Regions from separate parts of the Homo sapiens genome. Here region 2 is linked to region 1. The links are chromatin loops, found by intact Hi-C in ENCODE. Cell type or tissue: endothelial cell of umbilical vein. All regions are shown on one strand. Links, peaks and the distances in the headings refer to the core of each region. The heading gives the core; the rest is flanking DNA. Region 1 overlaps CDH20 (cadherin 20). Region 2 holds the start of LOC124904314 (a long non-coding RNA gene).

Region 1 (14,366 bases), core at 1-8,000:
TATTCTCTATAATACTGATTTTTGTTCAAGTAGGTTATCTACAGTATGTAAACATCCCTTGGATTGACCTCACACAGATTAGGAAAGCCCTCTAACCCATGCTTTTGTCAGATACTTCTTTTTTATTTGGCTTTCATTTGTAGCATCTAATCTCCACATTTGGCACATGGAAGAGACATCTACAGTGCAAAAGAGGCAGATTTTTCTGGTTTCATTCTGAACAATTTTGCAGGGGCACAGTTAAATAGCTGAGAGGAGACACGAGCACTCTAACTTGATGGCGTTGGATGAGCTGTAATGCCAACATCTCTTGGTTCAGCCACTAAACTTGAGCATAAAGTCAATGTCTCTTCCTTCACCCACCCTCCCACCCATCCACCCCCATGCAAGGCTGATTCAGTCTTAACCTTGTCTCAAAAGGGTTACGGGAAATTCCATCCATCCCAGAACAAGTAGGTTAATTTCACTGAGTAACAAGTTTTTTGTTCTTTCTTGTGGGTTGGTTTCTGTGGTTTGAGCCAGCAAAACTCTTAAATGGAGAATAAGATAAGATAAAAAACAGATACGAGAGTAGAACTTTCTGCTTTCAATTGGCATCTCTGTATCCAAGGCCAGAGCCTTTCTGTGGTGGAAAAGTGACAAAGGCCTTAGCGAATGGCAGAGAAAAGCCACCCTTGTCAGAACACCTTGGACTCCAAGCCTTCGCACACAGTGTCAGAAAAATCAAAAAGAAAAGAAAAAAAGGTAATTAAAGATTCTGCCCTCTTCCTTCTGGGTTTCCTTTTGCTTATTTAACTTAATCTACCCAAGTAAAGCTGATCCAGAGAGAGCTCTGTTCGCCTGCTCACCCCCATTCTCACTCTCCAGCACAGTATTGCTCGTGTGGTTGGCTGCACCTTGTCCGCGAAGCACCCGCGGAGAACGTCTGGATTTGGACGCGCGCCTGCCTCCTGGCTTCCGTCACCACAGCGGCGCGGGTCCCTCCGACGCCCCGTAGAGCTCGGCCAGCTTCCGGAAGCGGGGCCCCCAGTCCGTCAGGAAGTCGAAGCTCTGTTCCGAGTCCGACGTGGCCGACTGCAGGGAGCTCAGCGACCCCGCCACAGAGCCGTCCCCCTCGAACATATACGTCTGGAGGGAGTCGAAGGGCGGTGCCCACAGGTCCATGTCGGCCTCGTAGAGCTTGGCCAGCACGTAGCTGTGGACAGTGCTGTTCACTGCGCACGTCTGAGGCACGTAGCGGGAGAGGCTCTCGATCTCGGGCAGCATGTCCTGCCGCGTCTTGGGGGCGGCCCCCGCCTGCGCCTCCCGGGGGTTCCACATGGCCGCGATGTCGAAGGCCTCGGTGTCCTCCTCGCCGCCGCCCTCGTCGTCGTAGCGGACGATGTTCTCGTGGATGTTTTCCTCGTCGTCGATGATGTATGGTTGTTTCCGGTGCCGCCTCATGGACAAAATGAGCAACACCAGCACTGCCAGGAACAAAAAGGAGAGTGTGTTTACCGAGGAGATGTGGCTGTGTGTGCGGTGACTAGAAGTAGTCTTGATTCACCACGGATAGGGGAAGGGCTACCGAGTGGAGGGCTCAGAGATAGCTTTTGGATATCTGAAACCTCGGGGAGTTCTAATTTAAGTCCACTTTGTCCTCTTTCTGTAAGTCAGGTTGTGGACAATGAAGCCCTGTATTTCTTCAAATGGTTTAATTAGAAAAAGTTGCCTATAGTCGCTTACCATCAGCTTGCTGTTTTGAAATTGTGTGTCTACACCTAACACCCAATTTAAAATCCCACTAACAAAGCACAAAGGCCTGCTATGGACCAACATACTCTAAGGACCAGATCACGTGCTCTGTTTATATGATGAAAAATATACATTTATCCTCTTATAATGTGAAAGTCTTATTATGTAGGTGGAATTCTGCTTCCGTATATTAGCATCTTAATAGGATTCTACTCTGTATATAATCATATCTTAATATGCATAGAGACACACATACTAAGTGTGCACCAAAGTTGTAGTCTTTTTATACCTCTAAAAAACAACAGAACATAAGTGATCCCTGGGGTCCAATAAACTCAGGTTCCTCAGAGAAGCCTTTCATTAAAGAGGTGGTTGTGGCTTTCTGGACCCAAGGGTATTTATGGAAGGCAGAGAATGAGCAGTGGCCTTTTATATAATTCATCATGTTATCAAAGAAACACCACACTGTTAGATGTGCCCTTGCAGGTTTGGATAAAATTTTATCCCAACAAATGCATTTTTCCCCCCTAGAATGTGTTCGCTGGGGTTTAAAGGAGAGATAGAGATAATCCCATTGAGCTATTTATCTCTCTGAAAACGTTTTCCAGGAAGAGTGTTGAGGTTTTAGCTGTAGAACTGCTATTGATTTTTTTTTTTTCTGGTGTGCTTTGTTATAGCTGGTGAACAGTGACAGTTTGACAGCACTGCAAAATAAGACCCCAGTTTATCCAAGGGGAGAAAGTGGAGTACATTCATACATGCAGTAAAAGATTACCGACTAATAAAACTCACAACAATGATTTAAAAATTTTTTTGAATGTAGATGTGCTTTTTTATCAATTGCAATTAATGACATTAATACGTAATATTTTCCCAGATAGCTTTGGTGACAAAACATACACAGGAAACGATGATACGCTCATGTGTATTTTCCCTGTGTGCAAAAATACGAGGCGTGGACTGAAAGGAGGGTGGGATTCCTAGAGAAAAAGAGACTAATAGGACTCTAAGGAAGCGTGGGCTTGAATCGAGCCTGAAAGGTTGGAGTGTGATTTGGATTGATGCAGGTTGGAGACGTGAGATTCGAAGTGAGCATGCTGTGTTTGCAGGATTCAGTAAAGTTATTAAACCCAAGTATTTTTAATCCTCTATGCTAAGCAATGGGGAAACAATATTGAGTGTGACATGGATTCTGCTCTTGTGAGCTTGTAATCTAAGGAGATTATGGATGCTGATAATTAATGCAAGTCAGACAGTGATAAGGGCTGTTAGAGCCACAAGTGTCACTGGGAGAGTACAGAGGCAGGGCCAGTGAATTTTACCTGGGAGACTGGGTAGGGCTTCACAGAGGTGACCTTGAAGTGGTAGGGGCGGTATTTTGGATAACGCTAGGAAGCAAAATTGGAAGTCTTTTGAATACCTTGCTGGAGAGAATTCTGATGGTCATGGAGAATTAGGCCGTTTATATAGAACTAGTCCGTCTTTTGAAAAATAAAGACAGCTACATGTCTTTTTTTTTTTAAGGTAATCTAATTAGGTAAATAACAAATATTACATAACAAATATTACATGATGCCCTGAAAATCAGATTTTGAGGAAAATGGTCTTATTCAGCTGAAAGGCTTCTCTGACAGAAGAGAATTAGTTCTAGGGATGGTTTATTCTTCGTGTACTATAGGCACGGTGCGTAGAGCTTATGAGATTTTCTAGGCACTAGATACATATATGAGACATGAAAAAAAAAAACCCAGGAAGTCAGAATTAATTTATTTAGTTGTCTATAAAATATAGTATTTTGTTGACAAATGCAAGTCAAATCTTAAAGTTTGATGAATTATTTTTAATGTGGGATGTGTACTCTTAGAAGTAAGGGTACTTAAAACTGTGAGGATTTTATGACAGCTCTGCTCAATTTAGCTCCTGAAAACTGTTTACTTTTTCTGTACGGTTTAAAAGACAAGACATCATCGTGGGTGGGAAGGGATAAGATAAATTGTCCCTTGCACACCATTTTTAACTTGAGAGCCTCTCCAAGCCAGTCTCTTTAAATCAGTATTTCTGTAATGATGGCTTTTTGTGGGCCAGGGCGAACTTTTAACTTCGACATTTTCCAAAGATAGAAGTAAGGACAGCCAGTCTGGAAATTCCTCCCAGGAACAAGTTTCTTCAAAGGCCTCTTACAGGTCATCCACTTCTGTGCTAAAGGACTCCCAATGCCACCTTATGGAAACTCAAGGAATTGCAGGGAGGTTTTACTTGTCAATGCAGTCAGGGACCAGAAACCGTAACAATTTTCTCTTGACACAGGGATCCAAGAACTTAGAAAGGTTACTTATTTATACTCTTCCTCTCTTTACGTAGGACTGAACTAAAACAACAAAATTAAACCACATGTTGTATTTTTAAATGTATTTTGAGAAGCACATTGCACGGACCTACCTAGAAAATCAAGTGTTGACATTTTACACAGGAACTTCTTTCTTTGGTCTGTCTCTTGGTATAGAGGTGAACTTGGGATCAAGGGTGTATGTGAATATCTGTACCTCTATTCTAATTTCAATCCTCAGGGCTTTTTCCCTCAGAAAACTCGGACTTCTTTTGTATTGAATAATACTAGTATCTACTAAATCTGTTTTTCTCTAAGCATGATATATATGCTATAGATTAGTTCAATAAGAAGAGCAAGGATATATGTACAGATACTTTCTTTTTTGCAAGAGTTGGTTTAGGTGTTTTTATTTCACTGTTTTTGAGTGTGGAATTAGAAAAGAATTGCAAGGATGGCCTTACATACCAGGGAGTTGGGGAGCCACCTTGCAGTATGACTTGAGAGGAAGAAGGAAGGGTTCCTTACCCCAGTAGTGTTCTGCCACTGCTAGCCTGTTATGTCCTTATTTCTTCAGCAGAGGCAAACTGACCCTGTTTAGTCACTGTTCCTGGTTAGATGGCCATGGTGCCTAGGAGGTGTACTAATCACCCCAAACAGCTTATTCTCCAGAAATCTGTGTGGTTCACACCATCACTTCCTTCAGCTCTCTGCTCAAAGGTCTTATCAGTAAGGGATTCCCTGACTACCCTGTTTGAAGTGGCGTCTATCCCTGTCACTTTTCCAACCAGGATACCTTATCCCTCTTCCCTTCCTGTAATACCACCTCCAGAATCGGGATGAGCATTTAGGAGAAAGGCAGTGCCTTTGAGCCACAGGGGTGCCCAGTGTATATAGCCTGCCTGCATTTCAGCCCTGGCTGTGCCTCTGACTTTGGTTTTGAGCCTGTCACTTACCCGTTTGTGACTTAGCTACTACTTAAATGAAGGGGTTAGAAGAGGTGATCATCAAATCCTGTCTAAATTGTAATTTTGATTCTATGATGTCAAAATGAACCTGCTTTGTTCTGAAGTAAACTCAGGAAGGCCAGGACTTGTCTGTTTTATTAATCCTAGCACCTTGTGTGGTGCCCCAGCTCATAGTAGATACTTTATAAGTATATGTGCTTTGATCTTGCCACAGACACCTCGAAGAAGGGACTGTCCTCAATTTCTTTACTGTTTTTTGTGCAGCCTCACTCTACCACCTTTTGAGTAAGCAAGGTGTGGAAGACCAGTTCTGAATAGCTGTGTCAGGAAGGTAATGAACAAATGTCTGAGTGCGCACTGGCAGGACTCCACAGAAGGGAAAGCAGCCCCTTACTCACCTAAGAGGACAAAGATGCAGGCGAGGATGGCAATGAGGGCGCCCCGGCTCAAACTGACTGGGAGCATGTAGGCCTCTGGGCTGCAGGACATGACGTGGCCGTCGTCATCACAGCTGCACACTTGGATGGTCAGTGTGCCTGTGCTGCTCAGCACGGGCTGCCCGCTATCTGCTATCAGGATAGGCAGGTGAAAGACACTCTGCTCCTGCTGCCGGAAACCAGACCTCCTGGTTAGAATCCGTGCTGTGTTATCTGAAAGAAGGAGGGGTTCCAGGATTGGAAAAGGGAAGGTGAATTAATTTCTTGGATTGAGGAAAGCAAGGGGGCAGGGGCAGGGTGTAGGAAGGAAAGAGGATAGTCAGATATTCCCTGGTAGTGGTCAACCATGGCGGGTTTGCCTGGATCAGCATTTGGATTCAGAAACCATGCTTTTTGCTTGCTTTTAGGCAAAACCCTGAGGCCTAAGAAGAGAAAGCCTCTTTTTTTTTTGAGTCTGTCTTATCCTTTGTGACATAAAGTGCCCAAGGCAAACTGTCAGACTTCAGATCTAACAAAAATGTCCCTGGGAAAGCTTGACAGAAAAGAACAATCACTGGTGACTTGTGGTCACTGTTTGTTCCTGCTCAGCAGCTTGCCAAGGCCCCAGTGCTGCTTTGCGCCTCCAGGAAAAGAATGCTGAGGAGCCTGTGTGACTGTGGCAGATTACTTATTTTTGCCGCTTTGTCTGGAATTCACGTCTTTTACTATTTTCTTTTATGCTTCTGAAATGCAGTCACCAACTCCTGTGTTTCCTAAAGAACCTGCTCATTTAGTAGAAGCTTCTTTGAAATCCCCTAATCATATGACACACCTTGTTATTTCTCCTGGGTTGGTGGTCTCACTTTAAGCAGTTAAAATGAACTTGGTGAAACTTTGTTACTGATCAATACTAGAAATCTTTCCTCCAGTTTTAAAGGGGATTAGTCAAATTATTAGATATTTTCTACAAAGTTGGGATGTGTATGTGTGTGTGTTTACATTTATATTCACATATTGTGTTGTGGGAGTTTTCATTTTTAAAATCTACATTCTCAAGTTTCCTGGTGTAGGTTTGAATTCTAAAGTAGATATACTTTTGCAAAGCTCAGATTATTTTCAGCAGAGGAAAAATTTGAGAGATGTAGTAGGACATGCAAGAAGTGATTCTCAAAGCTAATACCACCAACACAGAGGTCCCATGGATGTGTTTCATATTTCATAGGAAAGAGTCTAGAACATCACAAAAAATTTTGAGAGCCTAACCTAAGAAAACATTATTAGTGATTATCAATATTTCTGGTTCTTCTTCCCATTTTGGACATAATAAAGGATTACACTTTTCTATCCTCTTAAATGTGGGTATGTCTGTGTGATTTGCTTTAGTTGATGAGCAATAGTGATTTGTGTTACTTCTAGGCAGAAGTCTGTATGAGCTGGTGTGTAAGTCTCCATGCTCTTTCCTTGCTGTAGTTACTGAGAAAGAACCACAGGGTGTGAGATGCAGAGCGGGGCGGCCTGGGACGCTGAGCTCAGACCCACAGCAGGCTGTATGTGAGCAAGAAATTAACTGTAGTTGTGCTAAGCCACTGAGATTTTTGTGGTAGTTGTTCCCATAGCATAATCTGGGCTATTCTGAGTAACACATTACCCCTTAATTAACTTTTCTTCCTCCACTCTGCTTTTTATGCTAACAGCTATTGTTACTAAAGGCTCATGTGCCATGTACCTGGACTTTGCATGCAGTATCTCACTCAATCTTCACAATTTGGACATAGTAATAATCTTACTCGTTTTCAGAAATAGAAGTAAGGCCTAGAGTGATTTTATTATTTGTTTGAAGCCACTAACCTAGTTAGTAGCAGAGCTGGGATTTGAACTCTGGTCTCTCTGGCTCCAAAACATGTACATGTTCCATTGTGCTACATAACTGCTTATTTAGTTTAGTAATATTAACTGTCAAAAAAAATTCAGATAAGCATAACCTCTTCCTGCTTTGATACAGGCTACTTCTTATTTTCTTCCCAATGGAGAAAGGATGCCAACCTGAGGATTATATTCATATTTCCACCTACCAAACAACCCGTGCACCTTTCTGTGTTCCAGACTTAATAGCTAAATACTATCAATTCCACTTTGTAGTTTTAATTGCTTGTTTTTTCAGAAAGCAGGTTTTTCTCTAATCAGAACTTTTTTTTTATTTTTTTGGTTTAATCCAGGTGAGGTCATGAGACTTTTAGAAAGTCTGACTAGAGCCGAAATTCATAAAAGTATTATACCTACGATATATATGTTTCTTGATCTAAGAATTATTTAAGATTAAAGAAAAATATCAGAGCATCACATTGCTGAGTCCAGTGCTGGAAGGGGCCTGGCATATAGTAGCCACTTGGAAAATTTTTGTTGAATGTGATAATGAGGACTTTAGTAACTTATTTGGAAACAGCATTTTTTTCTGAGGTGACACAGAACACTGTGTGTGTGGGGCGGGGGTGTAGTGGGGGGGCATGGTAAAACAGGACTCAATTTCTAATCCCAGTTTTAATGCTTATTCAGCTTATTGACTCTGGTCTTGGGCCATTTGCTTACTTTCCTCATCTATCAGATGGGACAATAAGAATCAGAGGGATTAATAACTTCCTTAAAGCCTCACAGAATTATTGTAAATATCAAATAAGGTATGGGAAAATACTTTGAAACTGTAAAGTACTATATACACATAATTCTTTTCATAATGTTTTGGGGCTGAAAAGTAAAAAAAGGCTTTACTGGAGATAGTGCCCTGTTGTGTTCATAAAAGGACATCATGTTTCAGGCACAGGAACAGAGGTAGTTGACAGTAGATCTGCCCTATATTAGTCAGTTTTTGTTGTGGTGGCTTTTTTTAGAGACAGGATCTTACTCTGTCACCCAGTCTGGAGTACAGTGGTCTGATCATAGCTCACTGCAGCCTTGAACTCCTGGGCTCAAATGATCCTCCCACCTTAGCCTCCCAAGTAGCTGGGACTACAGGTGCATGCCACCATGTCTGGCTACTTAAAAAAAATTGTTAGGGATGGGGTCTTGGTGTGTTGCTCAGGCTGATCTCAAACTCCTGGCCTCAGGTGACCCTCCTGTCCCAGGCTCCCAACTAGCTGTGACTACAGGTGTGTGCCACCATGCCTGGCTAATTTTTAAAATATGTTTTTCAGAGATAGGGTCTTGCTGTGTTGCCCAGGCTGGTCTTGAACTCTTGGTATCAAGCAGTTCTCCTGCCTCAGCCTCCCAAAGTGTTGGAGTAACAGGCATGAGCCACTGTGCCTAGACTTGTTCAGTTTTAAAATGAGCCCCAGTAAAGGATACTCGTGAGATAAATTGTCATTTGGAGATTAAGAGTTCATGCTTTCTGTTGAAGATGTGCTGACTTCTGTTTTGGGAAACCTTCCAAGAGATGAGTCACGTCTTACTATAGTCATCCAGTGCCGGTGGCCCATCTTTTTAAGGAATTGGTTCCATAAATTGGTGCCCAAAGTCCTCTTTAAGAAATTTGCAGCATTTTGCTGCATTTTGTTTCACTCATTAGAATGATAGCTTAGCTGAACAGTTGAAGAAAAAATATAATGTGTTACAATGTGTTATTTTCCCTCCCCAGGGTTGCCTTTGTAAAGCCAATCCTAGGTTGAAAGCACTTTTTGCGGGAATAGTTTCCCTATGAAGCAGATAAATGAATAGTTCAAAATTTTGACCCAATAAAAACTTCAGGATATTTAATTGAAGTATTTCTGCCTTTATAATTCATATTACCATTCCTTCCAGAATTATTATAGTATTTTTATGGTGACATGTAGGAGGTTGAAGGGATGACTTAGAAGAATGCTTTGCCATTTAGAAGAAAACAGGTTTGAGAATCTCAAGTTTTACAGCAGAAAACTGTCATGTGGGGTTGAAGTAATACTTTTAATCTCAAATAATTGATGTTTGAAACTAAAACCAGGCGTGCCTAACCTAATCATGACTTTTTGTTACCCTTTGCTTAGATTTTTACAAAGCGGCAATTAATATTTTAGAATCGGAATGAAAATGACGCTACTGCAGTCTCAAGAAGTGATGACCTTCCCAGGGTCAGCTGGCTAGCTGGCAGCAGAGTTAACAACAGATGAGGTTCATTTGACAGTTTAACTTATTTTTTCCATTGCCCTGACCTTTTTTTTTCTTTTGAAGCAAATCATCTGGCTACAGAACAAAAGTCCTTCCTTTTCCCATCTGTGCCCAAAGAAGAGTGTGCTGGGTCTATGAGCCCCTTAGCTGGTCTGAATGCTTGTTGGAAAAAAGGGGCCTAGAATTCTGTTCCATCAAAGCTATAGCGGGGAGCAGTTTATGGATAGGGAACCCTACCTGAAAGTATTTCTCTAAATCATTCTAAAGTAATAAAGCTGTTTCAGTGCCAAAACTGTGTTTATGGTCCTGTATTTGCTCTTTGTTATCTCTATTATCCTTTGTCTCCTTATTGTTTGGAGAGCTTTTTACTGTTTCCTGCTTTGATCTCTGCCTAGAAATGTGCCCCCAGGGGTTTTTTATTTTATTGTATTTTATTTTTTATCCTAGATCACTTTCTATCTTTCTCAGATTTTTCCCGTTGTTACAGAACATATGAACAGGGCTGCTACCAGTGGGAATGAAGGATTTTGCCTCTGTGCTTTGCAGTGTTTCTGGCACGGGACAGGCACTCAGTAAACATCTGCCGACTTACTGACTGAATGAGTTTTAGAGTTGGCAAAGGGTTCTCTGTGTTTGTTGTTCTGAAACAAAACTTTAAAAGACACTGTGAGGCTGGGCACGGTGGCTCATGTCTGTAATACTAGCACTTTGGGAGGCTGAGATGGGAGGACTGCTTGAAGCCAAGAGTTCAAGACCAACCTGGCCAACATAGACCCCATCTCAAAAAAAAAAAAAAAAATACACTGAATTATTAACATCCTCCCTGCTGGTATGGAACAGGTAGCCTTTGACACTGTTTGCATAAGACAGTAACCCAAAGTAGCTGGCCTATGCTGTAGAAAAGCACAGATAGCCAACCATCCACCTGATTACCTTGGTTGTCCCTTATGGTAAAGTTGGGGTTGTTAGCAGCCTCAGGAGCCAAGCTGTAGTAGAAATGCTGACCATTGCGTGGGTCATCTTGGTCCACCGCACTCACTGTCTGGATCAGCTGAGGGAGGGACATGAAATCAGGTGAGTTGGAGCCAAAGGAAAAAGCACCAGGGCCCAGTTAAATCCCAAACCCGGAAACGCGATGGTGGGATGTTTTACCTTATGAGAAGGATATCATTGGTATGGGAGAGGGGCAGGGAAATGCTGGGTAGAGAAGGGCAGGGTTCCTGGTGAGGGCTCCATCCTCTGGCCTGTGCCCACGGATCTAAGTGAGAATAGGAACTCCTGTTTTTGGGCCCAAATGTTGCATTTTCCAAGACCACTCTGGCCCACCACGCCCCCCATTCTGTACCCATATGAACTTGAGACCTTAGCGGGCACAGACACAAGCAGCTGGATGTTGAGAGGAGAAGAGGAGCACACCAGCAGACACTGGCAGACTAGCGATGGTGGAATGATGCGGATGCCAAGGGAAGTTCAGCCCGGGACAGTTGGAGAAGAATCTGGCCACTGGGAAGCCCGAATCCGGGGGAAGATCACCTTCCCACTCCATCCCCCGCTTCTGGCTTCCCATCCATTTAACTAAGAACCACCTTCACCACTCAATAAACGTTGCACTCAGCCTTCCAGCCCATGTGTGATCTGATTTTTCCAGTTCACTGGGCAAGAACTCAGGCTGTCACACTGGCCCTGTGTCCTTGTGATAAGGCAGAGGGTCTATTGAGCTAATACAAGCCGTCTGCAGAAGGCGTAGCTGAGAGTGAGCACACTGTAACACACGCCCACTTGGGCTTCAGGAGTCCTAGACGCTGCCTTTGGGCCAGAGCCCAAAAGCGCTCCCCATGGCTTCTGCACCTGCCCGTCTGCATGCTTCCCCTAGGGGTTTGAGCAGCAGGGCACACCCCTGTTCTGCAAGGGGGATAAGGGAACTCTCCCGTTCCATGTGAAACTTCCCTGCACAGTCTCCATGCCATCACACACCTTGGGATTTAATTTTGCTTTAGGGTTGGGCTTGAGTATGTTAGTAGGCATAGGATAAATGTTACCTAAATACTTCAGATGTTAGACATCAAAATAACATATATTCTTCCACCACGGCCAGCCGTTTCTAGGCAGTCTAAAAAATAAGAGACTTTGAGTTAAAGGGCTCGGGTGCCACAAAGTCCTGCTTGACCCCATATTTTCTTCTCACCTCATCTACTTAACCTCATCACTGGCCCAATATTTCAGGGCTAAATTGCTGTCTTTAAGAAGCCCCTATTTAAGAATGACCATGACCTGAAGAGAAGTGAGTGACCCATTGGCATTGGCCATGTCAGGTTAACAGAAAACAGACATGAGGGAATGGGTCACAGAGAGTCACATTTTGTTGGCAGGAGGGAGAGCTAGCAAAGATAGCACAGGATCCCCAGAGTAGAAATGCAGAACAGACAAGAGTCAGAAGCAGAACTCTGGAGTGGGGAGAGCAGGAGGTCAGGTGGCTTCCTCTTGGACTCACTGGCCACGTTTTGCCTTTTCCATAATGTTTTTCAAAGGAGTAAGTTGCATGAAGTCTGTGGAGACCATGATGTAAAAGCTATTAAAGAAATCTGTGTGAAACAGACGACTGGAACAGGAGCTGGCAGGCTGAGGGGGTTACAGAAGAGGCATTGAACGGCAGCCTCCTTCATATGTGTTTCCTCTTCTACCAAGCAACAGCACAGACTATTCCTACCCATCTTGGGCCCAGCCCTGTAGACTTGCCAATCCTGCTGTTTAAAAGCCAGCTGTGCTTCTACCACCATAGGAACCAGGACATCAAAGGTCAGTTTGAGGTCCCAGCTGGGCTTGCTTAGTTTGTATTTCTTCATCTGTAAATTAGGGGAGCTAAAGCTAACTCTCACAATATGCTGAAGATTAAATAACTGGGGGTGGTGGTAGGGGGAGCTCCCATCGGGGCCTTTTGGACACTGTGTTGCTCAGATCCCCCTTCAATGAAGGATTTTTCCCCGTCACCTACCAGTCCCTTTAGGGATTGCCAATTGCAGAGAGCCACCTACCCACTCCTATGGTTTGCATATTTGACCCCACCAAATCTCATGTTGAAATCTGATCCCCATTGTTGGAGGTGGGGCCTGGTGGGAGGTGTTGGGGTCATCCAGGTGGATCCCTCATGAATGTTTTGGTGCAGTCGTCCTGGTGATGAGTTGAGTTCTTACTCTCTTTGTTCCTGTGATAGCTGATTGTTAAAAAGAGCCTGGCACCTTCCCCTCCTGCCTTGCTTCCTCTCACCATGTGATCTGCACATGTTGGCTTCCTTCCCCCTTCCTCCATGCATGGAAGCAGCTTGAGGCCCTCCCTAGATGCAGATGCTGGCACCATGCTTCTTGTACAGCCTGTAGAACCATGAGCCAAATGAACCTCTTTTCTTTATAAATTACCCAGCCTCAGGTAATCCTTTATAGCAATACAAACCGACTGAGACACCCATGGTCACCACATCCTTCCAGGGCGACATCCAGTGACTAATTAATGTGATAGTATACGGGTCTGGCTATCCCATCTCAACTTGGGGAAACTCTAGTTCTGGAACTCTCTGAGAAGTCAGCTAAGGCAGTTAGTCTGCATGGCAGCTGGACTTCTTTTGCCCAGTCCTGCTTCCTTCACTTCCCTCCCACAGGTGCTGGCCCCAAGGGCCCTCCTTAATAAACACCTTATACTGGAACTCCATCTCAGGGTATGCCTCCTGGAGACCCCAACTATTGAACCTGAAAGTAGGGGGAATGGAGTTCCCAGGAAGGTGAGGGCCAGGAGACTAATGGAGATAAACTTGCTCACAGCCAATCCTAGTATCAGTGCTGCTCACACTCCAGGATTACCCTCCTGTCCTATCCTGCCTGGAGACAGAGCCGGCACTTTTCAGCTTGCTTGTAGTGCCAAACACATAGAGAGGTAACATATTTCTTGAGGCATGTTACACATAGGTGATTCTACGTAATTTGATAAACATAGTTGGGAAAGTCGTTTCAGAATATCTGGCCTGCGTATTGTGTATATATTGGTGAGACTGGGGCCTGAGGCACAGAGCTGGTTGCTTACAGGGCTTTAAAGCATGAGTGAGTGAAGATACAAATCGCTAAGTCTGGGTTGGGAGCGCATGGCCCGCTCTCCTGCTCTCTGTTCTCCCAGCAGGTCAGATTTCTTCCTCAGCCCCACTTGTCGTGCAATATTCTGCTCAGCTGGTTTCATTCCGCCCTTGTCCATCACCAAGTATGTTATCTGATTTCTTTATGGGCTTCCTTCAAGGCTGCTTACTAAGAGGGAAGCATGTGTCTGGACTTGTCAGATGTGAAGCTGAGGACAGTATCCAACAAGTAAACACAAGGAGGCCCGATACTTTATAAACCAGATGTATCTCTGAGCTGTATGCTTTTGAAAAATCTTCAAAACATTTCCCAGAGCCCAAATCAAAGGTTAATATTTTCAGTATCTTGGCCTAAAGGTGACAAATGGGACAGACTGAACTTGAAGTGAAAGATCTGTACTTCAGATCACTGTATAACAAACTATTAAAAGATGCATTTAGAAATGGGGACTATGTTTGTTTGATTACAAAAACAGGAGAGATAGTTGAAATGTTCTTCACTTGTTAGAATGCAACCTCTCCTACTCTGAAGCCCTTTATTTTGGGGGGAAGGAGGTTTAATTTACTCTGCTACTTATCACCCTCTTTGTATTATAGATTAAAATTAGCTTATTTTATCATAACAAAATATTCATATAATTTTATAACAAGTTTATATTACATATATATAA
Region 2 (15,674 bases), core at 2,661-10,660, 55 kb before region 1:
GATGGTTGAATACATGCCAACCAAGCTGCAAAGTAAACTTGGATAAAACAATATGCCACAAAATTAGTGCTCTCAAAACCCATCCTGTCATCCTAAGTTCTGTCCATATAGTTTGATTTTCCCAGTCAAGTTAATTTTCAAAACAAAACAACACAAAACAAAGAGAAAACCTGTGCCTCGGCAGAAGAAACATGGGTGGGAGGTGGGTTTATCATCACTGTAGGGAAAGCTAAACTTTCCTTCCGAAGGCTCAGTAATTGAGTTTGCTGAAATAAACTCACAAGAGACAGATTGACAGGAGAAAAGGCATACAACAGTATTAATGTGCAAGTGCATAAAAGGCTTACAAAGTTTGAACACCTGAAGAAGGGCCAGATGGCTGAAACTGAAATGCCCTGTTTGTAAGGGAGAGCAAAGTGGGGGATGTAGACAATTTTAGAGGAAGAGTAAATGGTTTTTAGGGGAGATATATGGGCTTAAAGAATAGACAATAGGCTGGGACAAAGTTTCTCTGGGCTCTGGGGAAGATGGTGACAAGTTATAGGAAGCTGAGGGACAGAACTGTACTGTGAACAACAGTTGTTATGCTGATAAAGTCTCTCAGGTAACAGGCCTCAGAAGAATAGATAAAAGGTCTGTACAGATGGGCATGGGAACAGCCTTCATTTTCTTCTTCAGTGACTAATCCCCTGACAATGAGATTTCAGACAAATGTTTGAAGGTAATTGTGTTTCTTTTGGTAGTACTGTCCTCAGTCAGCTAACTTCCCTAGAGAGAGCTCCTCCTTGTGTTTGGAGGAAGAAAAAGGGAAGGTCAGAGAGACCTTGCTTCTGAGGCAGCTTCTAAAGCCTTCTAATTTCCTTTAATTCAAAGTGCTTAGCATGCCAAAGACCATACTTTGTGGTATTGTTTTCTGAGCTTCAACACTACCTTGGTCCAAGTAATCAGGCCTGGAGTTGAAGCAGAACAGTTGGTTCTTCTAGCTGAGATCCCAAAGAGATGCATTCAGTAGTGAAACCAGCATTGCAAATTTATAACCGAGACAGTGAAAGAGATCTAACTTAACCAATGCAATCTTGCTTCCAACCTCCAAGCTGTCCTTGTTCATTCCAGGGTATAGGCCAAACTTACATTGAGAGGCACTAGTTTATCATTGGAAACAAAGAAGAAAACAGCCCTTTACCCAAACAGACCCCCTTCTTACCTTTGGACTAGACTGCCTTTATAGGACTAACAAATTAGCCAAAAGACTGGAAATTTTGGTTTAGGAGTCATGCAATTGGAGGCTACAAGATTCTGACCCTCCCCAAATTGCTTCTAGGAATAACATCACTATTGGAAAATCTTAGATCAGTGCTTGAGATATTTTGCCAACACTGAAATTGATGGACCAGCTGGCACCACCCAGATTGACAAAATGGCTCATCTGATCTTGTGCCCCCTCAACCCAGGAACTGACTCAACAGAAGAGCACAGCTTTGACTCCGTATGATTTCATTTCCAACACAACCAATCAGCACTCCTGACCACTGGCCCCCAACCCACCAAATTATCCTTAAAAACTCCAATCCCTGAATGCTCGGCAAGACTGATTTGAGTAATAATATTTCAGTCTCCTGCACAGCCGACTCTGTGTGGATAACTCTTTCTCTATTGCAGCTCTCCTGTCTTGATAAATTGGCTCTGTCTAGGCAGCAGGCAAGGTGAACCCACTGGGCAGTTACTGTAGCCTCCACCTAATAGAATTCTAATTTAGTGCCTCGTAGAAAGAATGAAGTCCTTCAGTGATCAGCATGGGAATCATTTTGCTTAGCTTATCTCACCTAGGAACCATGCTCCACATAGTGTTTCATCCAGTTCCATCTTCATTAATTGAACATATGGGGACCCACTTGGAATGAAGAGTTGGTATAAAGATTAAGTTGAAGACATCTGAGATTCAACAGGTACAGAAAGGAGCCTTCTTGAAGCATTCCTTATCTGACTAAAAGCAGGAACCTCTGGTATGTGAGATTGCCATAAATTCTCTCTTTAGGGCAGGTCTTTGGGAGACAGACCAAGAGTTAACCTACCACAGATTCGCTCTTCCAGGGAGTTTCATGACCATGAAGAAGATAGACCACTTATCACAAACTTTCTTATCTTTAATTTGTTCTCCTAAAAATCCATCTATCATTCCTAAAGAAACTTATTTGTTTTTCCCATAGATGTCTTTTCTTCCATCTTCCTTTTCTCTCATAACTTAAGTACATAAGCCCCACATTCTAACCACTTCTTTGATTTACTGAGCACTCCTGCATATATGCCCATTATATGAGCAAATAAACTTCCTCTTCTTCTTCTTCTTCTTTTTTTTTTCAGTTTAATTTGCAGGCCTCCTAAGGAACAGAGAAAAAGTTTTTCCTCCTTCACAAACTCCTGCTGTGTTAATTTGAACTAGGCATAGTGCTGCGTACTGGGGTTGAGGTGTGGGGAACATAACCCACAAATATCAGTGAAATATAATCTTTGCCCTTTAGGGGTAAATGGGAAATTCTTATTGGCAGAAACTGTTCTTTGCACTAGTAATGACCCATTTCAAAGGGTCATCCTTTCAGATCCTGTTGGAAGGTCTTAAATATTCTTTTGAATTTGGGCTGGGGAGACACATGGTATGAAATACAATGGAGACACAGGATGTTAGGTCAAACATGAGAAAGATGGTGCAGAGCTTCGCCAGCTGTATGAGCCATGAAGTGCCCCAAGAACTTGGACAGCCCAGAAGTTTGTCATTAATCTTCCCCATTTAAGGAAGAGCTCTTGGCTTATGTTAGCATATTTGAGTTTCCCTGTAATCTAGATTAAACTCCTTTCAGAGGTGTTATAGAGCAGGGGTCCCCAACTAGTACCAGTCTGTGGCCTGTTAGAAACTAGGCCACAGAGGGGAGGTGAGCAGTGGGTGAGTGTTACTGCCTGAGCTCTGCCTCCTGTCAGATCAGCTGCGGCATTAGATTCTGATAGGAGCATGAACTGTGCAAGTGTGGAATGTAGGTTGTGCACTCCTTATGAGATGGAACAGTTTCATATTGAAACTGTCCCCTCCGCGTCTGTGGAAAAGTTATCTTCCACGAAACCAGTCCCTGGTGCCAAAAATGTTGGGGACTGCTGTTGTAGAGTACATAGAAAGAACCATCAACATCTTTGCTAGAATGCATGCAGCTTCTGAAGGCGAGGGAAAAAAAATCCATTTTACTGTCTCATTCTAGGTTCAATGACTAAAGCCCATAAATCAAACTGATGAAAGATTAACAAGAGAGAAAACAAACAAACAAACAAACAAAAAACAAAAAACAGTTCTAATTATATATGTATGCAGCAGAGAAAAGAAATGTGGCTCTCAATCACAGAAAAAAAAAATGTGGCTCAAGGAGGCAGCCAGATTGAGATTCATACACCCTCTTAGGTTAAGCAAAGGAAAAGGGGCTTGGGGCTTCTGTATGGGGAAGACAAGTTAGGGGAAGGTGAGGGGAGGAAATGTATAGTAAATAAGGATTGCCTTGTTATGCAGATAAGAGTGTCTCAGTGATAAGAGCTGTCTCCTGAGTAGCTTTCTTCCTGCTATGGAGGCACTTTTGCAAATGAGAATTTCCTTATTAAATATAAGTTTTCTTTACAAAAGGGAAAATTTATTCTTTAGTTTTAGGCAGTTAGAGGAAATTTGAGCTCTTCCTCCATCTGCTGGTTCTCAATTGCCTTTAGCTCAAAATAATCCTCATGCCAAAGTGGCATATTTTTTTTGGGGTGGGGGGGGCGACATATTTAGTACTCTTCATATCCAAGCAAATCTAGACTCAGGTTAGAACATTTTCTCAAATGATGATGCATTTGGATGACTAGTTGGCTAGGCTGGGCAACAGATTTAAGAGTGTTTGAGAAAAGGTTACTGCTCATTATGGCTTCAGCCTTCCTGACATGCCTACCTCATGCTCCTTTTTAATCTCATACTGCTAATTTCCATTTAAACACTGTCTCTTCTTAGGGCTTATTAGAATTAGTTGTCTCTGGGCATTACATATTCAGCATTTTGTCTGTGTTCAAAATTTCAGCTAAAGAGAAATTCTCCAAATTGCACAAGACATGATGGAATTCATTCTTTTAACAGCCTTGTCTCACTAGTTTTGTGTTTTGCAGAGGAGAAGGCAGCTAGATTCCTTTCCTTTCATGTAATAAAACATAGAGAAGAATAGGTCTTACAGCAAACCAGAAGCAAAGTTACAATGAAGACAAATATTTGAGAATACATCCAAGAATTTTTTGGGAAAAAAATGTGCCCTGGGAAAATAGATTCCAATCAACACAAATTAATTTCTTAGGAAAAAATTGTTAATATTTCCCTCCTCCTTTATTTCAGCATTGGCATTTTGATTATGGGATTCAATTCATGCCACAGAATGAGGACATGGTTTGATCCTGTCCAATGCAAGTCTTGTTGGGGATGAAAAATAAAATTTGGTACTAATAAGGTGTCCATACCTTAATGGATGAGAAATAGATAAGTTCTTCTGGTGCAGGTACCATGTCTTATTCATCTTTATGCCTCCGAAATGACAAGCCCAGTCACCTGTACATGGTAGATGATTGAAAAAAGTTTACTGAACTGAATTACTGAAGACAAGTGAATCTTGGGATTTGCTGTGTGCTCTTAATCTTTTGAGGCTATTGTCTAGGACAAGCTTGAGTCTTTTCTGGGAATGTGTATTCCTTCTTATTTTTAACTGTATACCTGAAGGTTTGTACATGGTTACTTAATCAGCATAGCATAAAATCCAAGGAAATAGCTCATTTACATTCTGCTTTATTTAAATTAGACCTAGGGAGATCTTACTCAGCTTACTTCATTATTAATAAATAATGAAACTATTCAGGAAGGAAACTTCAGTACTGGGGTGAGGGAGGGCTAGCTGTAACCATGTAGATTGCTAACATTTTAGTGAGGGCTGAGTACTACAAACACTGTGTATGAGCAATTTATGGAGTAAGTTTTAAATATAGCCTAGTCTTGGAGTCGAGGAATAACCAGATCAGTGATTGGTTGTTTCTATGTCTCATACCCAGAGTCTAGTTTTCCCCCTGTTAAAATTATGACCAGTAAACAACTGTGCTTTCTACAAAACTGGGAAAGTGCTTGTAATGGTCAGGCTTGAGTGATGTATGTAGCAAAGCAAAGTTGGCAGGTGCAGAATGAAAGATAGTGGTCACTTCTCCACTCAGGATTTATTTTCATTGTTTTTAGCTGGGAAAATAAATGTGGAGATTTTTCAGACAAACACGGTTTCTTGAAAATGCAGGTAATTGCTCCCATTGGTGTGCTCTGAAAGCACAGTGATACTTGCTAGGATAGATCATGAGCTGACATTACATTTCCAGGCTGGAACGCTGGCCTTTATCACAGCCTCAGAGGAAAAGGAGGCTGAGACTGAATGAGGCTGCAAAAGAGCTGACTGCTGAGACCATCACTTTTGCATATAAATTTTAGATCCTTTAATAACATGAAATGGTCTGGGTGCATTACAATTCCACATTAGGCATTGGCTGGCTGTAGACATCCAGGCAAGTGTAGGGGAGAAAAAGATAATTTTCTTTCTACCCAGTCTGAGTTCTTAGCCAGGACCCACTGTAACAAAAGATGGTTTAACAAGAGAAAAAAAAATAGAAGTTTATTAACATGTCTGCCTCATATATACATGAGAGTCACCCAGGGAAAAATGAGTAAATCCCAAAGAGATGGCTTTGAGTTCAGGCATAAATACCATCTTTAACTGAAACAAAGAAGGGTGTGGGAAAGGCAGGTTATGGGGAGGTAACCAGGAAAAGCACGGCAAACCAGGGTAAGGTTTATTGAGATTTGTCAGTGCTGTCTCCGCTGTTACATCTCTAGTGATTTAGACTGGTACAGAAAGGAGACACGAAATGGAGATTTCCTTCATAGATGTAAATTTTCTTTGTGTAATTTCTACTCTGTTTTCAGAGTTTCTCCTATGTCTGCATTTTCTCGAAATAATCAGCTCTAAATAATTCCTATGCCAAAGAGGCATATTATGGGGTAGCATATTCTGTTCTCTTACATGCTCCTTGCATCCCTTAAAGGGTTTTTTGTGGGGGGTGTTAAATTGTCCTACTATTTAAAACCATCTACCCTTAGTTATATAGTTCTCATGTGTAAATCTTAAGAGTGCAATTTAGGGCAGGCATGGTGGTTTATATCTGTAGTCCCAGCACTTTAGGAGGCTGAGGTGGGAGGATTGCTTGAGCCTGGGAGTTCGAGACCAGCCTGAGCCACACAGCAAGACCTCCATCTCTACAAAAAAAAAAAAAAAAAAAAAATTAATGCAAATTAATAATCTGATGAAAATCTTCCCACTTCCTTTGGGAATGCCAGAGCAGTGAGTCACTAGAGAGCCTTCCAGAGAGGGGAAGTGGCTGCATGCCTGAGCTCGTCACTCATTGGCACATCAGTTATCTCTGCCCTGCAGAGAGCCAAGGCGTCCTTCAGACAGGAAATAGGATCTTAGTGGGTGGCCGCCAAGAGCGCACAGACTTTGAAGCAGGAAAAGACAGTCTCTAGAGCAACATGGAAAGGATCCAGGTAAGGGAGCTTCTGTCGTCAGGGCCACATTGGCACCAAGGGGGTGCAGCAGAGGGGCTGACTTAGAAGAAGGCTAGTTTCTTCCCAATGCCACCCTATTCCACCACCCCACCACCCACGTTCTAAATGGTTTTGCGGAAGTGAATTGCTTAATTTCCCATCTTTTAGCCTTTAAAACATATTTTTCTCCCTCAAGTATTTGTTTTCAGGCAAAAGCAAGCCTCCAAAAGCCCCTTGGTTCTTCTCTGTGTGTCTCGCCCCTTCTGCCTTGTACACCAGACTGCCGGCAAGCAAGCGGGGAGGTGGCGAACAGCTGGGATCCTCCAGTGAAAAGTTTGCTCAGCGCGAGAGATGTCAAGAGGCTGGGATTGTCGCCTATCGGGAGGTGGGGAGCTCTCTCACTCACACTTCCTGGGAAATGAAGGAGAACTAATAGGCAGCCCGCATTTGCAGCCAGCCAACCTGGGTGGTATTCCTTGAAGTGAAGCGCTCATAAATCCCTTCTGGGGCCAGAGCCGGTTTCACAAGCTGCAGGATTTGGGTGGCCTGCCTGCTCTTTGGGAGCGGGCTTGGGAAGCTGAAGAAATTGAATCAGGACCTCAGGCCCTTTACAGACTCCCTTCTACACTTGGTTGCTGATTAAGAACATTATGTGGCATTTAAAATGGCACAATTATCTTCCGTTGGCCGTTCCTAGCTAAAAGTAGACTCCTATCAGCCCGTGACTGACGACAAGAAGGCTCTTCGTCCCTGTTTTTGAAATAAACATGGGTATAATCTGAATGTGTCAACTGCTTATTTCCTAAGGGAGTCTAATGGATAATTTTTAAAATCTAACTTGGACGTATTCATAATAAGCATCGTCCATTTTGCTAAGTTCTTTCCTAAGGCAAATAAATAGAGTCTTGCAATTGCTTTCTTTGTTCTTGTCAGAATGTTTCAGGTTTAGATTTCTCACCCCAGGGGAAGAAGAATGTGTGTACAAGTACATTTGGCAAACTGGGTTTGAAAATGTAGAGGAATATGCTTCTCAATAGAGAAGTTTCCCTCCCATATTTTCTTATGCTATGGGTTGGAAAGGCTATGTTTCCCTGTTTGCCAAATGCAAAAACAAACAGGCAAACAAACACAATTTTTAAAAAAAGTTAAAACAATAAGAAGGCCAGAAGCAATCTAATTTCAGTAATATTTTTAAGAAATTAATGGCCTGTATATGTGGCAACAGACACTTGGAAAAGATCAGGCCGACAGATGGGCACAAGTAAAGCCACAGGAAAACTGGGAAGGATGATAAATATTATCTGTAGGACATTTTTATCCCCCTTGTTAATTAACTATCCTGCTTTTCTTACAACAGCTATGCTTATTTTCCTTTTTACTCCAAAATTGTTTTATTTCATATTGCTTTCTTTCAAGTTTTCTCATATTTCCCTCCTGTGAGTTTTTTTTTTCTTTTTTTTTTTTTCTATCCCAAATCTGCTTTGATTTTCCATCCTGTGTTCTCTCCCACATCTCCTTCAACAAGGTTTTTGCAGGGAGAAAGGAAGGACATTTCCTTTGCCTCTTGTCAACTTCTTAACAATTTTCTTGCTATTAATGTCTAACAACTTTCCAGCCCCAGGGAATACACATACCTTCTTTTTCTATAAATTGTTGTGTGCTGTTCTCACTGCCCATCGTTGAAAATGCAACATGGCATTATTAATCTTACTCTCACTCTCTTTTTTTTTTCCTCTTAGAAGAATTCCACAGATGAATTGGTTCTGCCCTGTATCTTTGAATGGTTTTTATTTTCTGATGTCCAGTGTGGCAGCCTGGCAGAGACATTTAGTTGAAAGAACACGGGGCTCTGGAAACAACCAGTCCTCCTTGGTTCATATTCTCGTGTTGTCACTTATTAACCGAGTGACATTGGGTAAGTTCTTTTGTCCCTTTGAGCTAGTGTCTTCATTCCAATAACTATTCCTACCATCTGAGTTTGCTAATGGGTCTCAGGGAGAGGTAAGACATATATCACTTGGTACCTCATTTCATTTCTCTGATAGCAGAAAGTGGGAAGGTCATGACCAGTCAAGGGGCCTCTGAGTCAATCACGATTTTTCCTTCTGCAGAGTGTAATACCTTCTTTTCTTCCTGCCACAGAAAAAAACCACACTTGCTGAGCCAAAGAAGACCTTTCTGTTTTTTGAATAGCTTTGACTAGGTACATTTCTTGAAAAGGATTCTTCTTTGGCAGGAGAAGCCCAGATTTGAGGTCCCATGGTCCAGGAGGCATCTCATATACCTCTCTTGGTATGCCTACTGTCCCATTTTATTGACATCTCTCAGCAGAGTGGGAGATAAGAGGAGATGATGCTGGAATTCTTTCTGAGTATCAGTCTAGCATTGGCGGAGGGTCGAAAAACTGTAATAAAACTCTCTAAGGATTTGTCTAATTCAATAACTTAGATCTGAGCCAACTATCATCTCCTTGGAGAAGACTTCCCTGACCGTATGATCAAAATTACTTCCCCCAGTCACCCTCTAGTCATCAGTGTTCTTTTATCCTCATCCCAGCACTCACCACTCTCTGAAATTACTTGCTTATTTATATGTGTACTTGTTTATGTTTCTTGTTTGTTCCCTCCACTGAAACAAACTCTATGACAGCTCTTATTTTCTTTTCTAAGCCTCATTGCTTAGAACAGTGTATGACAAAAGTAGGCCCCCAATAAATATTGTTACATAAATAATTAGACTATAGATCTCACTAATGTTGGAAATGACCCCAGCATCTATAAAGGAATAAATATAGCAAAAGATATAGTTCTGGCTGGGCTCAGCTAATCTCACCTGGTTCATCTACCTGGCTGGGCATGTATGGCAGGGCAGAGTTTCTTTTTTAGATTCGAACTGCATCCTAGTTGAACACACTGATATATCCATAATGAAGTGACTACTCAAGAAGAATCAGGCAGCGATTGCAGTTTTATTTATTTCATGGAGTAATAATCACCACAGTTGATCATGCCTCCTCCTTTTTGAAAACAGTTTCTTACCTGTGTTCTCTCTTGAGTTTATCAGCAGTTGCACCCCACTTCAGTGTCCACCATTGGCTCCTGTCATCTCCCCAACCTTGACTCTCTTCTCATCTCTGTCATCGTTCATTCTCTAGGTGACTGTTTTAGTCACATGGCCTTGTTAGGAGTCAGAAGCAGATACCCCCAAATGTGGTGCTTTTAAACGCTGAACTGAAGAAGCCTCGAGGTCTCTCTGGCATCTCCCTACTCCTGACATCTCTCCTCAAACCTTTATCTGCCTAAGATCTAGACATGCCAAAAGGAACAATTGTTTCTTCTTCCCCTCTCTGTAAGTCCAAGAGTGTAATCACACCTGAACAGAACCTTTTCCAAGGAAATGTACAAGTTCATCTCTGTTCCCTGAGCCACTCATTCTCCCTAGTAATCCCCTCAACAGAATCGCTCTTCCCTCCCCTCCCATAACCTGCTCCACCAGGAAGGTGTGTAAGCTTCTGAATGCTCTTGAGGGGTGGGCAGTCTCTCGGTGGTTCTCCCCATGTATATACATTAAATAAATTTGTTTGCCTTTTCTCCAATTAACCAGTCTTTTGTGAGTTGATTTTTCAGTGAACCTTCAGAGCGTGAAGGAGAGGTTTCCCTTTGGTCCCTATAGCCTCAGATACCTTCCCATTCTGACAACCATGACATTATATTTTCAGCCTAGACACATATTTCCAGGATGTGTGATATACCCATTTGGATGTTGAGGTTGATTGTATGATGTCTACAGCCTTTGCTGTGTGACTCTGCATTCCCTCTCACTGAGAGGCAGGATCTACTCTTCCTGCCACCCCTGTGGAATCTGGGCTTAGTCATGTCACTTGCTTGACAGGATGAGGCCAAATTCAATGTACTGTAGGGAAAGAAATATCTTTTCCTCACCTATCACTATATTCATGGGTGAGGCCCCTATAACAAAAGACAGATTAAAAAGACAAAAGCAAAAACACGTATTTAATATAAGTTTTGTGTGGCATGGGAGCCTCCTGAAGAAATAGTTAAACGTGTGTATTTTTATGCTTAGGTGTAGGAAGAGTGGACAGTCATGGAGAAATATGATTGGAGGACAAAAAGCTGTGATCTGCTGGTACTAAACTGGGAGGAACTTAGCGAGGCTTGTGTATTCTGATTTTTCTCTGTGTCCCTGTGTCTTCAGAGATAAGGATGTTTCCTTTTCTCTGGGTATATGAAGGGTACTTCTTGAATGAGGGTCTTATGATCTGTTTCAGAAGAGAAGGGTAGGAGAAGGTCAGAGAGTGACCTTCCTAGGTTTTATGACCTGCTTCAAGGGAGAAGGGTGAGGGAGGAATGATAGTGACCTTCCTGCTTCTGCTGTTTTCTCAAATGCCAATGTGCCATATTTTGGGGTAAGATGTTCTGAACCCCATCAGTGTGCACATACTACGCCTAGTCCTCAAGAGTGCTTGTGTATTTCCACTTATTGTCTCTTGCGCTTCTGCTACTACCATGAGAAGCACAAGGCTCAGCTAACCCTCTGGCCCTGAGAGGAGAATGAGAAGGCGGGACGCAGTGGTGTATGCCTGTAATCTCAGCTACTCAGGAGGCTGAGACAGGAGAATCACTTGAACCCGGGAGGCGGAGGTTGCAATGAGCTGAGATCACGCCAATGGACTCCAGCCTGGGCAACAAGAGCGAAACTCTGTCTCCAAAAAAAAAAAAATATATATATGTATATATATGATGAGAAATTTGGAGCAGAGCTTCCTAAGGAACTTCAGTCAAGCCCTATTAGAGTGGATCACAAATCCATCTGAGATTAGTTGAGCCAAGCCCTAAGCAGCTGACTCTCTCTCTTTTTTTGTTTTGTTTTGTTTTGTTTTGTTTTGTTTTTGAGACAGAGTCTCGCTCTGTCACCCAGGCTGGAATGCAGTGGCACGATCTTGGCTCACTGCAAGCTCCGCCTCCCGGGTTCATGCCATTCTCCTGTCTCAGCCTCCCGAGTAGCAGCTGACTCTCATTTAACCCCCAGACTCATGAGCTATAAAAATTATAGCTTTAACCCATTGAGTTTTTTAAAAAAATAATTTTAGATTTAATTTGCGTAGTATAAATTGCATACGTTTAAAAGGTTCAGTGAGTTTTGACAGGATATACATTGGTGATCTCAAATACTTGGCATTGTCAGTCTTTTAAATTTTAACCATTCTCATGGGTAGGTAGGGGTATCTCATTGTAGTTTTTTTGCTTTGTTTGTTTGTTTGTTTGAGACAGGGTCTTGCTCTGTCACCCAGGCTGGAGTGCAGTGGCGAGATTTCAGCTCACTGCAACTTTTGCCTCCTGGGCTCAAGCCATCCTCCCACCTCAGCCTCCCAAGTAACTGGGACTACAGGTGCTTGCCACCATGCCCAGCTAATTTTTCTGATAGAGATGGGGTTTTGCCATGTTGCCCAGGCTGGTCTCAAACTCCTGGGCTCAAGCAATCCGCCCACTTAGGCCCCGCAAAGTGCTGGGATTATAGGTGTGAGCTGCTGCACGTAGCCTTCATTGTAGTTTTAATTCATTTTCCTGAGGACTAGTAATGTTGAATACCTTTTCATGTGCCTATTGGCCATTTGTTTATCCTCTTTTTGTGACTGTTGAAATCTTTTGCTCCGTTTAAAATTATCTTCATATTCTTCAATTATTAGAGCTCTTTATAGATTCTAGATACAAGTTGTTAGATACACGTGTTACGAATTTTTTCCTCTATTCTGTGGCTTACCATTTTGATTTCTTAAAAACACTTGTTTTTTCTTTTATGCATTGTGCTTTTTGTGTCTTATATGTGAGTTTTGAGGTGGTTTGTGACTCAGCATTCGCTAGCTAAGACAGAAATCTAATAGATATTTCAAAACCAATGTTTCCAAAACTGGACTTCTGATAATCACCCTTCCACCCCCTCTCTAACCTGCTTGTCCAACAGGTGTCCTCATCTCCAAAAGCGTAAACCATTCTTTCAGTTATCAGGCAAAAAACTTTATTCTCTTCTTCCTGCCCCACTCTACGTGTAATCATCAGCAAAGCCTGTTGGAATTTCCTGCAAAGTATACCCATAACTCCATAACTTGACCATCCGTCACCATCTCCACCACTATCACCCTGGTCCAAGCTGCCATGGTCTCTGCCTTGAGTTTTTGTAATCATGTCTGAACTGACATCCCTCTTTTTGACTTATTGCATCATGATCTATTTTCAACACAGAAACGAGAATGATGCTTCTAACATTTTAGGTCTAATTATGACTCTCATCTGCTCAAAATCTTCCAGGGTTTTCTTTATTCAGGTTAAAACTCAAAATCCTTGTAATAACTCACAACACCATGCACAATCTTTCCCCGCCTCCACTCTCTCTCATATCACTTATGACCACTCTCTTCAGCTGTCACACACTGCTCATGCCCTCCTGGACTTCTTGCTGTCCCTTCAATATTCTAAGCAAACATCTTCTCAAGGCCTTTGCGTCTGATGCTCCTGTATCTGTAATAGCTTCCTCCCATATAGTTGTGTCCGCAAATTCCTTCATTTTCCTAAGGTCTCTACTCGCCACTTTGACATCTGACATTACATGCTTTATTCTTATTTTTTCCCACCACCTGATTTTTATACATTTGTTTCATATTTGTTTCTCTTCACCTCTTTTCTTTGTATCCTGCCAAATCTTTAGAATGTAAGTCTCACCAGGGAGGGATGTTATTTTGTTACCGGTGGATCCTCTGGGCTTGAAAATTATAAGCTTTTCGAGAGTACAGTGTTAGAGTATTAACCTGTATATAATAAATAACTTAAAGTTTAAAATCAAATTTATAATTTTTGATAAAAAGAAAAAGTCTGAATATTCTCTACAAGTAGAGAATATGTTTAAAATGTTGATGTTCTCAGCTGGGCACAGTGGCTTACATCTGTATTCCCAGCACTTTTAGTGGCTGTGGCAGAGGATCCCTTGAGGCCAGGAGTTCAAGACCAGCCTGAGCAACATAGTGAGAACCACCCCCACCCCGCGCCATCCCTATTTAAAAATATTATAAATAAATAAAACGTTGATGATCTTAAATAGTCCACTTAACCTCTAACCAACACTTACCCTATTTTTCTGCGATTGTTTACACCTAAACTTCTCAAAAGTTGCCTATATTCATGGTTTCCATTCCAATTAATTAATCAACTGAAAGACTCCTCTTGCCATAAGGGTCAAGGAATTTTCCAAGGTTGAGGACAAGGGTCAAGATTACAGTAGGCTGGTACAGTGAGTTGGAATCACTTTTTCTGAAAGTTTACTCACAATAAAGTGGACTGGAGAAAAGAACGGAAGATGAACAGCTTTGTCAGATTTCTCTTCTGCTGGATTTTCTGAATTTCTCATGTTTGCTCTGGATAGTTTTTATTTTGTGCTTGAGTGAATCTGCTGTTTCCTTCCTCATATGCGTATTTTAGTTCAGAGTTTGTTTTTCTTTTTTTAAGTGCTCTTATCCTAACAGATGTTTTTAATATATCATGTCTTGGTTTTGTTTCCAAGAGGTGATATGCTGCAGTTTATCACTGAGGTCCTGAGATGGTCCATACTCTAAGCTTTGTGTCTACTGTGGGGGGCAAAGGGAAAACTTCCCCCTTGCTCTCTGAAGAGTCATTGAAAATCAACTGACAAAAGGTAGATTGGTAGGGAAAAAAATCCATACACACTTATTAATGTGGGAGGCATGGGGAGGAAATCTCCCTAGTGGGGTACACAGAAGCTTATATACCCTTTTCCTTAGGGGAGGGAAGAGATGTGAGATGAAGACAATTCTTTCGAGGGCCAGTACCTCATTGTTCAGGAGAATGACTGGACCAGGATCACAGAAATGAACTTGTAAATGATTCTTTTTGGAATTTGAATGAAGTTGAGAGGCAGGCATTATCTTGTGAAAAAGTCTATTCAGGTGTGGTTGCATTTTTCAGTCTTCTTTTTAAATGAGATTTCAGGGAGGGGATATATCTTAGTCTGTGTTGCTATAAAGAAATACTTGAGGCTGGGTAATTTATAAAGAAAACAGGTATATTTAGCTCATCGTTTTGCAGGCTGTAGAAAAAGCATGGTGCCAGGGTCTGCTCCTGGCGAGGGCCTCAGGAAGCTTCCTCTCATGGCAGAGGGGAAGGGGAGCCGGCATCACATGGTGGGAAGAAGGAAGCAAGAGAAAGAGAGGCAGGAGGTGTCACAGAATTCTCATGGGAACTAAGAGTAAGAATTCACTTATTGTGAGGATGGCACCAAGCCATTCATGAAGGATCCACCCCCAGATCCAAACACTTCCCACTAGGCCCCACCTCCAACATTAGTGATCAAGTTTCAAAATGAGATTTGGAGGGGACAGACATCCAAACCATATCAGGCAGGATAGAAGGCATTTGTGCCTTTGGTAAGAAGCTTTCTTGGTCAGATAAAGAAATTCTGTAGAGAGTTGCTCCCTGTGCTTGGCAGAGAAAGGAACAAGGCAAGGTTAAAAGGGCCTTGGTTCTGAGGCCTTTCAATTTTCAAAAGCACTCAGCATACCCAAGAGCCATACTTTCATTTTTTGTACCCCAACACTACGTAGCTCCCCAGTGGGAAACTGAGGGGACACACATTGATTTCCAGGAGTGTCAGCTAATGAAGACAGAAAGAGGCACTGTGTCTGCTAGATTGGAGGATGAAAGAAGAGAAAACTTAAATTGACTTAATAATGAACCAATGATCTCACACTAAGAGGAGTCTAGAGGTAGGGTGGGCCTCAGGATCCACATCTCTGTGATGCTTTTGCCTCTGCTCTCTTCTGAGTGTTGGTCTCATTCTCAGGTTGGCGTCAAGATGGGTTATAATTCTAGGCATCATATTTGGACATAACCGCATCCAGAGGAAGAAGGACCATTCTCTTCCAAACTTCCACTGTCTCTTTCTAAGAAGTGAAGAAGCATTTCCCACACGCCTTCCCCACCCCTGTCCCCAAGCAGATTTCACATTTTATATCAACAGACAG

What was found. A loop is a pair of places that touch in the nucleus more often than their neighbours do. Peaks named below come from ENCODE experiments on the same cell type or tissue, not always from the same donor. Only the 100,000 strongest peaks of a DNase experiment are listed, where the experiment ranks them.
Region 2: it touches region 1 in a loop (4-fold over the local background); 2 of 110 quality-filtered maps call a loop at or near these places.

What each region holds. Positions count from the first base shown.
Region 1 is chr18:61,541,290-61,555,655 of GRCh38, reverse strand. It overlaps CDH20 (cadherin 20), which reads right to left. Exons shown (of 12, transcript NM_031891.4): 10 at 10,512-10,629; 11 at 5,427-5,678; 12 at 1-1,466. The coding sequence ends at 961. Among named protein-coding and RNA genes, the nearest start is that of LINC01544, 200 kb to the left of the region's middle. RefSeq lists an enhancer at 1,063-1,570. In endothelial cell of umbilical vein, for the core only: a CTCF peak has its summit at 3,962; a DNase peak (open chromatin) is centred at 3,965.
Region 2 is chr18:61,597,802-61,613,475 of GRCh38, reverse strand. It overlaps LOC124904314 (a long non-coding RNA gene), which reads left to right and starts at 6,531. Exons shown (of 7, transcript XR_007066395.1): 1 at 6,531-6,625; 2 at 6,822-7,010; 3 at 8,365-8,540. RefSeq lists enhancers at 6,250-6,885, 5,998-7,197, 6,886-7,522. In endothelial cell of umbilical vein, for the core only: no CTCF peak of the experiment used is centred there; DNase peaks (open chromatin) are centred at 4,935 and 6,545; H3K27ac peaks cover 6,352 bases.